Regions from separate parts of the Homo sapiens genome. Here regions 1 and 3 are each linked to region 2. Evidence: chromatin contacts called from ENCODE Hi-C or POLR2A ChIA-PET data. All regions are on one chromosome and are shown on one strand. The core of a region is the stretch at or near the end of the contact, and the rest is flanking DNA. Distances in the headings are between cores, read along the strand shown. Region 1 holds the start of F11R (F11 receptor). Region 2 overlaps SLAMF1 (signaling lymphocytic activation molecule family member 1). Region 3 holds the start of PEA15 (proliferation and apoptosis adaptor protein 15).

Region 1 (4,257 bases), core at 1,746-4,245, 400 kb before region 2:
CTGCAGGTTCGAATTCCTGGGCACAAGTGATTCTCTTGTCTCAGCCTCCGGAGTACAGGATTACAGGTTACACCACCATACCCAGCTAATTTTTTATTAAAAAAAATTTTAAATTTAATTTTCTGGCGGGGCATGGTGGTTCACGCCTATAATCCCAGCACTTTGGAAGGCTGAGGTGGGAGGATCACTTGAGCTCAGGAGTTCAAGACTAGCCTGGGCTACATAGCAAGACATCGTGTATACAGAACAAAACAACAAAAACAAAGAAAAGAGAGAGAGAGAGGAAGGAAGGAAGAAAGGAAGGAAGGAAAAGAAAGAAAGAAAGAAAAAATTAGCAGGATGTGGCAACGCCTGTGGTCCCATCTACTCAGGAGACTGAGGTGGGAGGATTGCTTGAGCCCAGGAGGTGGAGGTTGCAGTGAGCCATGATTGCACCACTGCACTCTAGCCTGGGCAACAGAGCAAGACCCTGTTTCAAAAATAAAATAAATAAATAAAGGCCGGGCACGGTGGCTCATGCCTGTAACCCCAGCACTTTGGGAGGCCGAGGTGGGCGGATCACCTGAGGTCGGGAGTTTGAGACCAGCCTGACCAATATGGAGAAACCCCGTCTCTACTAAAAATACAAAATTAGCAGGCGTGGTGGCACATGCCTGTAATCCCAGCTACTAGGGAGGCTGAGGCAGGAGAATCGCTTGAACTCGGGAGGCGGAGGTTGCGGTGAGCCGAGATCGCGCCATTGCACTCCAGCCTGGGCAACAAGAGTGAAACTCCGTCTCAAAAAACAAATAAATAAATAAAAATAAAAATAAATAAATAGGCTGGGCGCGGTGGCTCACGCCTGTAATCCCAGCACTTTGGGAGGCCGAGGCGGGCGGATCACAAGGTCAGGAGATTGAGACCATCCTGGCTAACACGGTGAAATCCCGTCTTACTAAAAATACAAAAAAAAATTAGCCAGGCATGGTGGCGGGCGCCTGTAGTCCCAGCTACTCCGGAGGCTGAGGCAGGAGAATGGCGTGAACCCGGGAGGCGGAGCTTGCAGTGAGCAGAGATCGCGCCACTGCACTACAGCCTGGGCGACAGAGCAAGACTCCGTCTCAAAAATAAATAAATAAATAAAATTTCTTAGACACAGAGTCTTTTCCCTATGTTGCCCTGGTTGGTTTCAAACTCCTGGCCTTAAGTGATCCTCCCCTCCTGCCTCAGCCTCCTGAGTAGCTGGGATTACAGGCACACGTCACAGAGCCCAGCTGTCAGTGTATATACCTTTCTCCAAGACTTTAAATTTCTTTCTTTTCTTTTCTTTTTTTTTTGAGACGGAGTTTCGCTCTTGATGCCCAGCAGGCTGGAGTGCAATGGCGCGATTTCAGCTCACTGCAACCTCCTCCTCCCAGGTACAAGCGATTTTCCTGTCTCAGCCTCCCAAGTAGCTCAGATTACAGGCATGTGCCACCACGCCCGGCTAATTTTTTTTGTATTTAGTAGAGACAGGGTTTCACCACGTTAGTCAGACTGACCTCAGGTGATCCACCCACCTCGGCCTCCCAAAGTGCTGGGATTATAGGCGTGTGCCACGCACCCGGCCAAGACTATTAAGCACCCAGTAGGTGGTTTAAATTGAATGGAACCAGAAGCAGAACTTTGGCCAAAGAGATGGGGACAAAGGAATGAGAGCAAAGGTGAAAAAGGCAAAATGTCAAACAATATCATTCTTTTGGATAAAAATGTGGTCTTTTCCCTTGCAATGAGGTAATGCTAAGGAAGTTTTTTCCCCACAGTCTGCATATGCTTAGTACAGTTAAAATTAAATCATCGTAAAATAGAAACTACAACTAGCAAAGGTGTTGAGCATGAATTTCAATTAAAAATGATGTAGCAATATAAATATTAACAGAAAGTTTGAGTATCAACATTGTCTATAGAAAAAAGGTGGCTTAGTCAGCACACAACTATTAGTCACAGTGAGAAAACAAACAATTCTGAAATGTAGGGACCTGTTCACAGATCAAATATGTGTAAAGGACATATCCAGTCACCCAGAGATGTTTCTAGAGCATGTTCAGCTCAGTTTGTATCATCTGGGTGTGTTTTGTGTACATCTGTTTAACTTTCTTCTTGAGATAACGTAATTCTGCTCTTCCCAAGTTGTGTTGTTGTGGGTTTTTAAATTTTTGTTGTTGTTGTTTGTTTTTTGAGACAGGGTCTGGCTCTGTCGCCCAGGCTGTAGTTCAGTGGCGCGATCTAGGCTCACTGCAACCTCCGCCTCCGGGCTCAAGCCATCCTCCCACCTCAGCCTCCCAAGTAGCTGGGACTATACTGCCCAGGCTCCCATTTTCCAGTTGAGTGCTCCCTTTCCCTTTTTTTTCCCCTTTCTTCCTCCCAGCGTAGCTCATCTCTCAAAGCCGGTGGGGTGGACAGAGGAACAGTTTGGAGGTGGTGCCAAAGTAACATTCCATTTCTCTCCGGGTCTTCTCCCCTACCCTCCCATATTAATATTTGTTTTTTACTTGCCAAGAGGCAGGACCAAAGTTTCTGCAGGACCAAACTGCAGGTGCAGTTGCACCAAGCAACTTACATTCAAACAAACACAAAACCCCAAGCCAAGCCGGTCTCCGTAAATCCCACACCACGACTGCCTTTCCTACTTCCTCCTTAGAGGTACTTCTCAGCCCTCTAGCTCCAACTGAGAACCCAGCCAGTCAGGAAGTCGCTACTTCGGGAACACCAACCAATCAGGGGGCCGTCACCTGCTGAAGGTGCGGAATTCGTCTCCTGACGCGACAGTCTCCTGGGCCAATCTGAGGCAGCTCCTGTGGGGAAAGGCGCCAGTGCGCCGAGGCGGGGAGTGGCGGCGGGGTAACACCTGGCCGAGGTGACTCGTTCTGAAGAGCAGCGGTTCCTTACACCAATCGGAACGTGCAGGGGTGGGGAGCTGGCCAATCAGGCGCGGAGGGCGGGGCCGGGCGGGGTTCCACCTGGCGGCTGGCTCTCAGTCCCCTCGCTGTAGTCGCGGAGCTGTGTCTGTTCCCAGGAGTCCTTCGGCGGCTGTTGTGTCGGGAGCCTGATCGCGATGGGGACAAAGGCGCAAGTCGAGAGGAAACTGTTGTGCCTCTTCATATTGGCGATCCTGTTGTGTAAGTTCCCAGAGTTTCGGGAGGAATCGGTTGGTCGGGTCAGAGGTTGGAGGAAGGCTCTCCCCACGCCCCTAGCCCGCGGGAGGGGAGGAGCTCAGAAACCTTCCTATATCGTTCTGCGAATTATCTTTTCCACCCCTGGCTGGTCCCTCTTTCACCACTCTCACAGCTGGGTGAGTGGCTGGCTCCCCTCCCCCACACTGGTGAGTTGTGACCGCACCCCTCACGGCCACCAGGAGGGAGCTGACCCATCTGCACACACCAGAGGTACACTCCTCGTCCTCACTGGAGAGGGCCGTCGGGCCAAGGACCCTTCCACACTCATCTACCCAGCGCGCGCTCCACACGCACCTGGGAAGGGCCAGCCTGCCCCTCCAACGGCCACCCAGCATCCACGAACCCCGCTGCGCAGCCGGGAGCCTTGGCTCCTTTAACGGTCTTCGAAGAAAATCAAATGGAGGTGGTCTGGGGTGGAAGTCTCTTCCCCTAGCTTTTGCTGAAGGAGTCTCTGGCTCTTCTGAATCTTTGAATTGCGGCGGTTGCTCTGGGAAAATGTCTGGGTGCACAGTCTAAAGAGGAAATGCAATAGAAACCTGAAATTTCTCTAAGCGCAGCAGAGGTTCCAGCGAAGTTCCTTTATGGAATAACTACCTCAGGAGTCCTTAATACGTGTTGTTGATTGAGTGACTCTTCCCAGGGGGAGAGTGTATCTGTTGGTTGGCTGGATTCTCATCAGAGCCAGAGCTCTGCCCTCCCTCTGGCTGTGTATGAGAGTTTTTGTTTCCTTTGTAAACTCCCTTTCCTGAGGAACAATGAGGCTCACTTGCTAGGGCATGCCTCTGTCTCTAGATGTGTTTGTGTGGGGCTGAGCGTTTAGTCGGTTGGTTTGTGCGTTAGTCAACCTGTGGCAGTACCTGTGTGTTTATCTGATTCTTGAGTGTGCGTGTCGTTGTGTGAGTAGTTGTGTCAGTATGTGTTCTACATGAGTCTCCCCCCACCCCCAAGGTTCTTGTTTTAGAAAGTGTTAAATGAATGATTACAATCAGTTTGGTGTATGTAGATTCCCTGCCCTTAGATGGATTGACTGCTCATTTCTACCTTATCACAACATAAACCCTTG
Region 2 (4,103 bases), core at 458-2,957:
TGAGTTGGTGGGCAGCAGAGCAACCGGCGTCGGGCGCGAGGGAGAGGAGGCTGACTCACCAGGCATTACTGGTGCAGTTTTGTCTTTTATTTTCCAGTTCAGAGGTACTACTTTGTCTGTTGGTTTTATTTTTTTAATCTCAAGTGAAATTGGAAAGAAATATTATCTTTTAAAATGATATAAATGGTGGGGGTGTTTCTTCTCAAATCAGTTGTTGTATTGGAAGTTCCCAAAGTATCTATGATAGAAGAAGAAAGAGGAACTAGTCAAAATAGTAAGTGCTACTATAATGGTTTGCTGGATCAGTTCCATAGGCTGACGAAACACAAAGTTCAGGCTACTGGCTTTGCTTCTTATCCTAGTATTAGAGTGATTTCTCCAGTGGTTCCTAGTGTCGATATCATAAACCTTGAATGAATCAATCTGTCTCAAACACACACATACACACATACACACACACACACACACACACACACACACTCCTGCACAGAGGGTTCTCAGTGACCATAAGTCACTCAGAGTGGAGCTGCTCCTTCCTCCAGCATCAGCAATGATTCAAAATGTCATGCTTTATACAAATTCAGAACTCTCTGCCTGCCTCCTAACTTTTTTTTTTAATCAGAGCATAAGACTGTTGAAGTTGGTATCTGGCAAAATTAAAACATTTAATTTAGGGGATAGAACCTATAACCAAGGTGTTTGCAAAGTCAGTTCAGTGAGATTCCTTGGGCTAACTTGATGTGTGAAAGGCCTAAGGAGAAAAAGAATCTTTTCAAATCCAGAAGGCAACTTCTTGCCAGCTATCAGGCTGGAGGCCCCTTTGGATCTTGTAGGCTGCATTTTATGAATTCATTGAGACTGTCTGTATCTTTGGTCAACTCTGTAAACATCTGATTGTGTCCACCATGATTCTTTCCTTTGGAACCCGACTATTTTTCTTTCAATTTCTGCCCCACAAATTCCTCACAGGTTCAACAACAAGCAGGCTTATTCCACAATCATCCTTATAAGTTTCCCTTACACATTAATGTTAACATCTGGTGTTACTCTATTTAGAACCTTAGTGCGAATATTCTACTTAGAACCCTAGGGCTTCAGCTCGGTCCCCACTGTTCATTACCCCGGTATAACTTTTTCCAAGCCCATAAGTCTCTCTAACTCTCCAAGAAGTCTGTCTTTAGTATTCAGCCACATTTCTACTACTAAACCAAGCTCTAGTTCTTGAGGTTCTCCAGGCTGTTTTCCTTCTCCATAAAATGAGAATAATGAGTGTACCTACCTTGTAAGATTATTGTGAGGATTAAATATGTTAGTACACATGATGCACTAAAAATATGTGGCCCATTGCAAGTGCTCAATAATTGTTCATTATAATCTTATTGAGCTACATGTCTTGTTTACTGGGGGTGATAATTCTCATTCACTGTTTGTCAAAGTGTTGCTCCTAGTTCAAAAGGATTTGATAAAGTGGGTAAAGGAGAGAAAACAATAAAAGTTTTCTCTCTGATTTTGAGCCTTGATGATTAGTTCTCGGGCTAATTTTAAACATGAAGATGATTTAGAGGAAAGACTAAATACTTTCCTTTCAGTTCAGGTCTGCTGGGTTCAACCCAGTTATTTGCATGAAAGGACAACAATAGCACTATTATGTTTATTTTTAAAAAAGATAAGTAGATCTTTCTTCCTCCCAGTGTCTCATGAGAATAGCGTGAATTCACAGGGACGGCACATGGAACCATTATATTCTCTTTACCCAAAATGGATACAGGACACATTAGCAATCTTAAGATGGAGAAACTGGGCAGAGAGATTGACTTAGGAGAGATGAAGATAATTTAATGTTAGACATGTGGTAGTTGAGTTAAAAATAAAGCATTTGGATAGAAAAATCTTCATGAAATTAAGAATGTGAAAGTATAGTGAGAGAAATTAGAATAAGAAAACAGATACAAAAATTTTCAGTGGTCTAAAGCTGACCTCTAAAACCATGAAAACAAACGTCTCCCTTGGGAGAGAATGCAGAAATAGAACATGAGGCTCCATTATCCCACTTTCATGTAAGATGTTTTTAAGCTCAGAATACTTTTGAGATTGCTCTTTGACTTCTTTTTTTTTCCAGAAACAAAACCATGGGCAGTGTATGCTGGGCTGTTAGGGGGTGTCATCATGATTCTCATCATGGTGGTAATACTACAGTTGAGAAGAAGAGGTAGGTGTCTGGCAATAAATAGATTCTTATCACACTCTCTGTGGTAAGCAGGGGACCTCTCTCCACAGGCTCGGACTTGCTCTCACAACTCTGGCTTTCTGCATGGGGCCACCTTTGCAAAAATAGTAGATAAACATATCCTGGGACCTTGCTTAATTCAGTCTAATTCAACATGTCTTGATCCCCTCTACTAGGCTGTGGAAAGAAATAGAAGAGCCACAGGTTTCTAATGTGAGAGACATTATTCAGATAATTTCAGTTTAGTGTGACTAGCACTGCCATCAGGGTAAACACAGGATGCTGAAGAAGTGAACAAGAGGTTTAAGAGTATTCACTGGGAACAGAATTCAGAAAATTATTGGATCTCATCCAAAAAGTCACCAGGGTTAGAATGAAACCAATAAGGCACAATTATTCCCCTGCAGTTGAAGTGCCTAGAGGTACCATCCCCTGTCCTCTCTTCCAAATTTCCCTATGATACAATATCTCAGGGCATTGTGCTCCCCTCAGCCACCTTGACTACTACCAACCAATACTGGAGTCAAAATGTCCTGACCCAAGACCAGGAGAGATGCCCCGGCTGCCTTCCCATGGTAAGGATAGAACTTGATCCTCATAACACTGAGCTGATGACTGATTTCATTCTCAAGTAGATCAGTGTCATCTACACACAACCTTCTTAGAAAAGCCCTTACCTCAGCACTCTGATGTTGGTTTTGCATATATAAAAAAATCTAGATCATAGCACAGCGACCTACTTGTGTCTCATTTCCTCCATCTAAGAGTTAGCCAGGTAGGAGGGATGGGTGATTCAGATAGAAATTAGGTTGACAGCCTATGGGGCTCGGGGTAGGGCAATCACATTTAGCTCATACTATAAGGAAATAGTGAGATGACCCAGGATGAGAAAACTGAACTTAACTTATCCACATTAACCTACCTAGTAAAATTGCTGGGATCCTACGCCATACTCTTTCCTCAACCACACTTGGCTTATCACATGGTTGTGCTCTAAGGGAATAGTGCTCCCCATCCCACAATTCCCCACTACCTTCCCCAACACACATACCCATCCTCACCTCAACCCCATTCACCATTTGTCCCTTGTAAGTTAGCAACACACAAAACTGCCTCAAACTTGCGGTAAAATTTATATTTAGTTGCTGCACCTTTCATAAAACCTTGCTAAAGAAATTATATTGGCAGCTTCTAATGCTATAATCATCAGAATGCAGCCTGACGCTGAAGGCTTTTCAATTTCATGACTCTTTGGCAATTTCATGTCCAGGAGAATACACTGATAAAGAATGTGGGTATAGGCATTAGACAAACTTACATTCAGATGCAGATTTTGCTACTGACAAGCTGTGTGATCAAATGACTTAACTTCTCGTCTGCAAAACAGGGGTAATACTATGTACTTCATGGTATTGTGGTGGAGATTGGTATCAATACACAGAAAACACTGAACACAGTGGTTCCCATCGATGGGTGATAGATAGATAGATACATAGACAGATAGATACATAGACAGATAGACAGATCTCTTAGTGTAGATGAATTAAAATGGCAATGTGTAAGTGCTATGGCCAGGAGAAGCTGCACTGGAAGCATCTGGAAACAATACCTAGAACAGATTGAAAATATTTTAAGTCATGGTAACATAAGACTTTATGCTTCAGGTAAAAGCTGAAAAGGATATTAGATACTCTATGCCCTCATTTTACAGTTATGGTAAGAGAAAAGACCCATTGAGATGACGTGATTTGTCCAATGCCACACAGCTAATGATGGCTACAATGTAGATGTCCTAATTTTAAGGCCAAGACTTTTTCCTTAGAGCCTAAGACCTTGCTGACTTGGAGCCGAGTTAAGCTTACTCCTAAAAACCTGT
Region 3 (4,171 bases), core at 3-2,502, 420 kb after region 2:
TTCCTCTCATTCTCTCTCTGACTTGGGTTCCATTCTTGGCTGACTCATACCCATTCTTTTTCCTCTCCGTTTCTTCCACCCCCTCCTCCTCCATCCCTTGGCCACTCTTACCCAGAAACTAGCCACTCCCAGCACGCTAAGCCCTAACTGGACCCAGGAAGAGAAGCCACCAGAAGCCCCTACCCTCATTAGTCCGCAAAATCCTGTCTCCTTGTGTTAGAGGAATGAGACCAAGATTTTCTCCCATCTTTCCCCACAGTTTTAAAGAGGAACAATCTGAAACCATGGGGCTGGGAAAAGCTGCCAGAAAATCAGGATGGATTTGGGGACAGTGGCCCTTTCTGTCCACTCAGCTGTCCTGTCGGACTGATGACTTGGAGCCCGCAGTTCAGAAGACTCCTCATGGGATGCCCCACCCCACAGAGTGGGGGTGTGGTGGGCGGCCGGATGCGTAGTCCAGGGACGTTTGTGATTTGGAGTGTGCTAGACTATGTGTATAAGTCACATGGGTGTGTGTCACTGTGTGTGCTGGCGTGCCTTATAGGTGTGCGTGTTTCCCTGTCAGTTTTGACACGGATTATATGAAATTAATAAGGGTTTTTACGTTAGATATACATCACTTCTCTACACCCCCAGCTCCTCCTTCCCTCTGGACAAGCTTTCCGCCAAGCCCACCTCTTCCCCAGGTGCAGTGAGCTGGGGGTGAGGGCACATGGTACCAGCCGCCCGCGGAACCGAGACAGGGCTGGGCCGGGAGACCGCCAGCGGAGGCGAGTCCGAAGCCTGAGCGGGGAGGGAGGGGCGGGCGCTGGCCTGGCCGAGCCGGCTGGGCGGGAAGCAGGCTGCATCCTAATCCACAGGCCCCGGTCCGACTCCCAAACTGCCGTTCAGCGTGGAACGGGCTGGCCGGAGCCACGCCGCCTCCAGCACACGCTCGGCGCTCGGGACGCACCGACCGAGGGACGGACCCCGTGAGGCCTGACACAAAGTGGACTCGTCCGGGGTCCCCACACTCCCCGTCTGGCCCCCGGTGTCCCAGATCGTTGCCCCTCCAAGCCTAGACCCCGAAATCTGCCCCTTCCCCGCGACATGTCTCCTCTCCGCCCCTCTCACCGCCTCTGGAGCTGAGCGCTCAGGGCGCGGGCACTCCTGAGTCCCCGGTTCCTAAGCAGCGTCCGGAACCTCCTCCTCGGCTCCCGCCGCCGCCGCCGCCGCTTCTGCCGCCGCCGCCGCCTCTTCCGCCCGCGGAGCCGGAGCCCGAGCCCAGCGCCGCTCACTCCACCCGGCTGGCCGGTGATGTCAGAGCCGGGGAGGGGCGGGGGGCGGGGAATGGCGGGAGGAGGGGGAGGGATGGAGAGGCAGGAGGGGGCGGGGGACCGAGGGGCTGGGGTTCTGGAAGACTCCTAGGATGGGGGACAGAATTGGGCGGAGGGCTGGAGCGGAGACGGTCTCTTCCCCCTGAACTGCGAAACAATTCTCATATTTAATTCTTACCCAGTAGGGCACCCTCCTCCCCTTTTGACCTTTGGATGACCACGGTGCCTAGGACCCCTGGGAGGCACAGAGTAGGTTTGGTTTAGGGGGTTGGAAAGCCTTTGGGGGCTGGATTCTCTTAGCTGCTGGCTTTAATATTTGTAAAAACTTCTTGCCTTGCCTTAAGGGTCAGGGGCGCAGTGGAAAATGACTGATCAGACTTATCCACATTGGGAGTGAGGGGTTGGGGCCACATGGGGACTTGAGGAGCCCTGGATCTTCTCTTTCCAGGATGATGCCTTCAGGCCCTCTTGCGTGCCTCTCACCTTTCCCAAACATGCCCCACTCCTGCCTTCCCCCTACCATGATGTAATTTTATTTTCTGGGGAGAAAAAGAGCAGCAGTGAGCTCAGCATGCAAATATAGACAACTTGCAAAGCCACACTTAGCTCCATCTCCTAGCTCTGCCCCTCTGCCCAGGCCCAATGTGGCAGCTCTCACTTCCCCTCTACCCCAGGGACTTTCCTCCCCCAGATTCTCAGCCAGACTGAAAAGAGGAAAGGAAGAATTGGAGAAGCATCTGTTTTCACCCCCATCTCTATAGCCTAAGGGGTCTTGCCTCAGCTCTGGGCAGGGTTTGGCCCTGGAAAGAAGTCTGACCCTGGGTAGGTCCTTCCTGCCAGGAACTCCAGCAGGCCCAGGTTGGGGGATTCCCCTCAGTGTTTGTGCCACTTCCAGGATCACCCATCTCATCTCAGTTCCTACCTGGCAGAGACTCCTCCAGAAACCTCAAACGAGCCCCTCCTTTCTTGGGTCTACACCATTCCTAGAAGAGGCCCAAGTTCCTGCTGCTCTGGGTTTCATAGCATTTCTCTGCTGTTTCCTCTCCCCAGCATTCCCTGTCACACACTAATCATTTGCCTTTGTATATATCATGTTTGCTCTGTGTTGTAGGGACAAAAACTATTTCGTTGACCCATCTTTGAGACTCATGTAGTTTCTAAGTGAAAGGCTCAGGTCTGGAGGCAACAAGACACAGGGGCCTTGGGCTGCGTGCTAGTTCCACCCATTCCTTGGGCAAGTTATGCCTGAAAGCCTTAGTGTCCTCACCGGTCAGATCAGGGTGCCAATGTCTATTTCTGAGGGTTCTTCTGAGATTCAGAAATAGTAAGTCTCTAGGGACTGGCACAGATGGGTGCTTAAAAAATAGGAGCTATTATTTAGACCGGGGCCTTCCACTGACCTATGCTAGACAGTAAGCTCCACAATATTATTGTAAGACTAGCTTAGTGCCCATACTACTTATTAAACATTTATTAAATAGCTACAAGTTGGAATGAATACATAGTTTCTGCTTTCTACACCCCTGCCACATTCTCTAGGAACACTTCCTGGACTTGTCTGTGGAGAGTGAAAATATATCTAATCTCAGGTCTCATCTTTCCGTACTTAGAAATCCTCTAAGTCTCTCAGCAACAACTTTACACCTGATCCATGAAAAATATAATGTTGGCTTGGCGTGGTGGCTCACGCCTGTAATCCCAGCACTTTGGGAGGCTGAGGCAGGTGGATCACCTGAGGTCAGGAGTTCAAGACTAGCCTGACCAACATGGTGAAACCCCATCTCTACTAAAACTACAAAAAAGTTAGCTGAGTGTGGTGGTGGGCACCTGTAGTCCCAGTTACCTGGGAGGCTGAGATAGGAGAATCTCTTGAACCCGGGAGTCGGAGGTTGCAGTGAACCGAGATCTCACCACTGCACTCCAACCTGGCAACAGAGTGAGACTCCATCTCAAAAAAAAAAAAAAAAAAGAAAAAAATATATATATATACACACACATATATATGTATATGTATATATATATAATGTTTATTATTTATGGGCATCATCTCAAAAATATATATATAATGTTTATTATTTATGGGCTTGTTTAGCTATTTGTATATATTATATATATAAAATGTTTATTGTTCATGGGCATCATCTCAAAACTATATATGTATATGTTTATTATTTATGGGCTTATTTAGCTATTTGGCCCTCCCATCCCCAACTCCCTAAACTCCTTTTTGCTTACCCCAGCCTGGGCCTATTCTGGAAAGACTGTGGGTCCTTCTTGCCAAGACCTCCAGCAGGCCCAGGTCTGGGAGATCCCCATTGTATACAATATCTCCTCTCCATTCCCATGGCCACCACTTGGGTCCATGTTCTCCCAACATCACTCCAATTATTATAACAGTCACTGATTATGGGTTGGGCCCCTTACCTCTGGCATCTCCATCATCTCCCCTCCCCATCCTGCTTATCGCTACCAGATTAAATTTTGCCCTGCCTCCTCGGCTGGCAGGATTCAATTCAAACAGCTCTACAACCCAGCCCCATTATGCTTACCCAACTTCATGGCCACAACTTGATTTTTCTTCTTGTCTCTCTGGTCTCTGTGCCCCCAATATGACAAACATATCCTGCCAGTACTTGATGTTTTCCACTGACTGAAATGTCTCCTCCTCAGCTCCTTTGTCTCCAACCAAATCCCATTCTTCAATTTAAGGCCTAGTAAAGGCTTACTTCCTTTGTGAAGTCATCAAGCCCACTCTGATCTCTCTTCTGAGTTCATTCTGTTCTTTCCTTTGTTCTTCCTTTAGGAAACATTTACTAGGGACAACTTTTGAGTGTCAGACCCTGTGGACACAAAGA

The links. Hi-C counts contacts between places; a loop is a spot of excess contacts on that map. ChIA-PET counts read pairs that join two places held with the same protein, here RNA polymerase II (POLR2A). Pooled maps may share reads with other maps.
Region 1: a loop to region 2 is called in a pooled map, with 2.9 times the contacts of the local background. The contact joins the promoter of F11R here to the enhancer-like site in region 2. A Hi-C loop is called at or near these places in 4 of 50 pooled maps. POLR2A ChIA-PET finds 5 or more read pairs at or near these places in 4 of 52 experiments (CD8-positive, alpha-beta T cell, GM10248, MCF 10A and 1 more).
Region 3: a pooled map shows a loop between it and region 2 (3-fold over the local background). The contact joins the promoter of PEA15 here to the enhancer-like site in region 2. A Hi-C loop is called at or near these places in 1 of 168 maps with a recorded cell type or tissue (Ramos), 2 of 37 single-sample maps with no recorded cell type and 4 of 50 pooled maps. POLR2A ChIA-PET finds 5 or more read pairs at or near these places in 1 of 52 experiments (OCI-LY7).

The regions. Positions count from the first base shown.
Region 1 is chr1:161,019,890-161,024,146 of GRCh38, reverse strand. It overlaps F11R (F11 receptor), which reads left to right and starts at 2,995. Exons shown (of 10, transcript NM_016946.6): 1 at 2,995-3,137. The coding sequence starts at 3,074. RefSeq lists enhancers at 2,265-2,862, 3,015-3,264, 3,565-3,614, 3,625-3,754.
Region 2 is chr1:160,622,202-160,626,304 of GRCh38, reverse strand. It overlaps SLAMF1 (signaling lymphocytic activation molecule family member 1), which reads left to right. Exons shown (of 7, transcript NM_003037.5): 4 at 2,120-2,209. Among named protein-coding and RNA genes, the nearest start is that of SLAMF1, 23 kb to the left of the region's middle. RefSeq lists an enhancer at 1,431-1,560. Within about 2 kb of position 1,707, at least 5 of the 41 ENCODE cell types and tissues checked have a DNase peak (open chromatin) inside an H3K27ac peak, as active enhancers do; they include CD8-positive, alpha-beta T cell and OCI-LY7, where a contact is called at or near this core.
Region 3 is chr1:160,202,465-160,206,635 of GRCh38, reverse strand. It overlaps PEA15 (proliferation and apoptosis adaptor protein 15), which reads right to left and starts at 1,252. Exons shown (of 4, transcript NM_003768.5): 1 at 1,114-1,252. It overlaps PEA15-AS1 (PEA15 antisense RNA 1), which reads left to right. Exons shown (of 5, transcript NR_123725.1): 3 at 260-1,298; 4 at 1,502-1,565; 5 at 4,120-4,171. RefSeq lists a silencer at 1,137-1,396 and enhancers at 1,547-1,596, 1,947-2,046.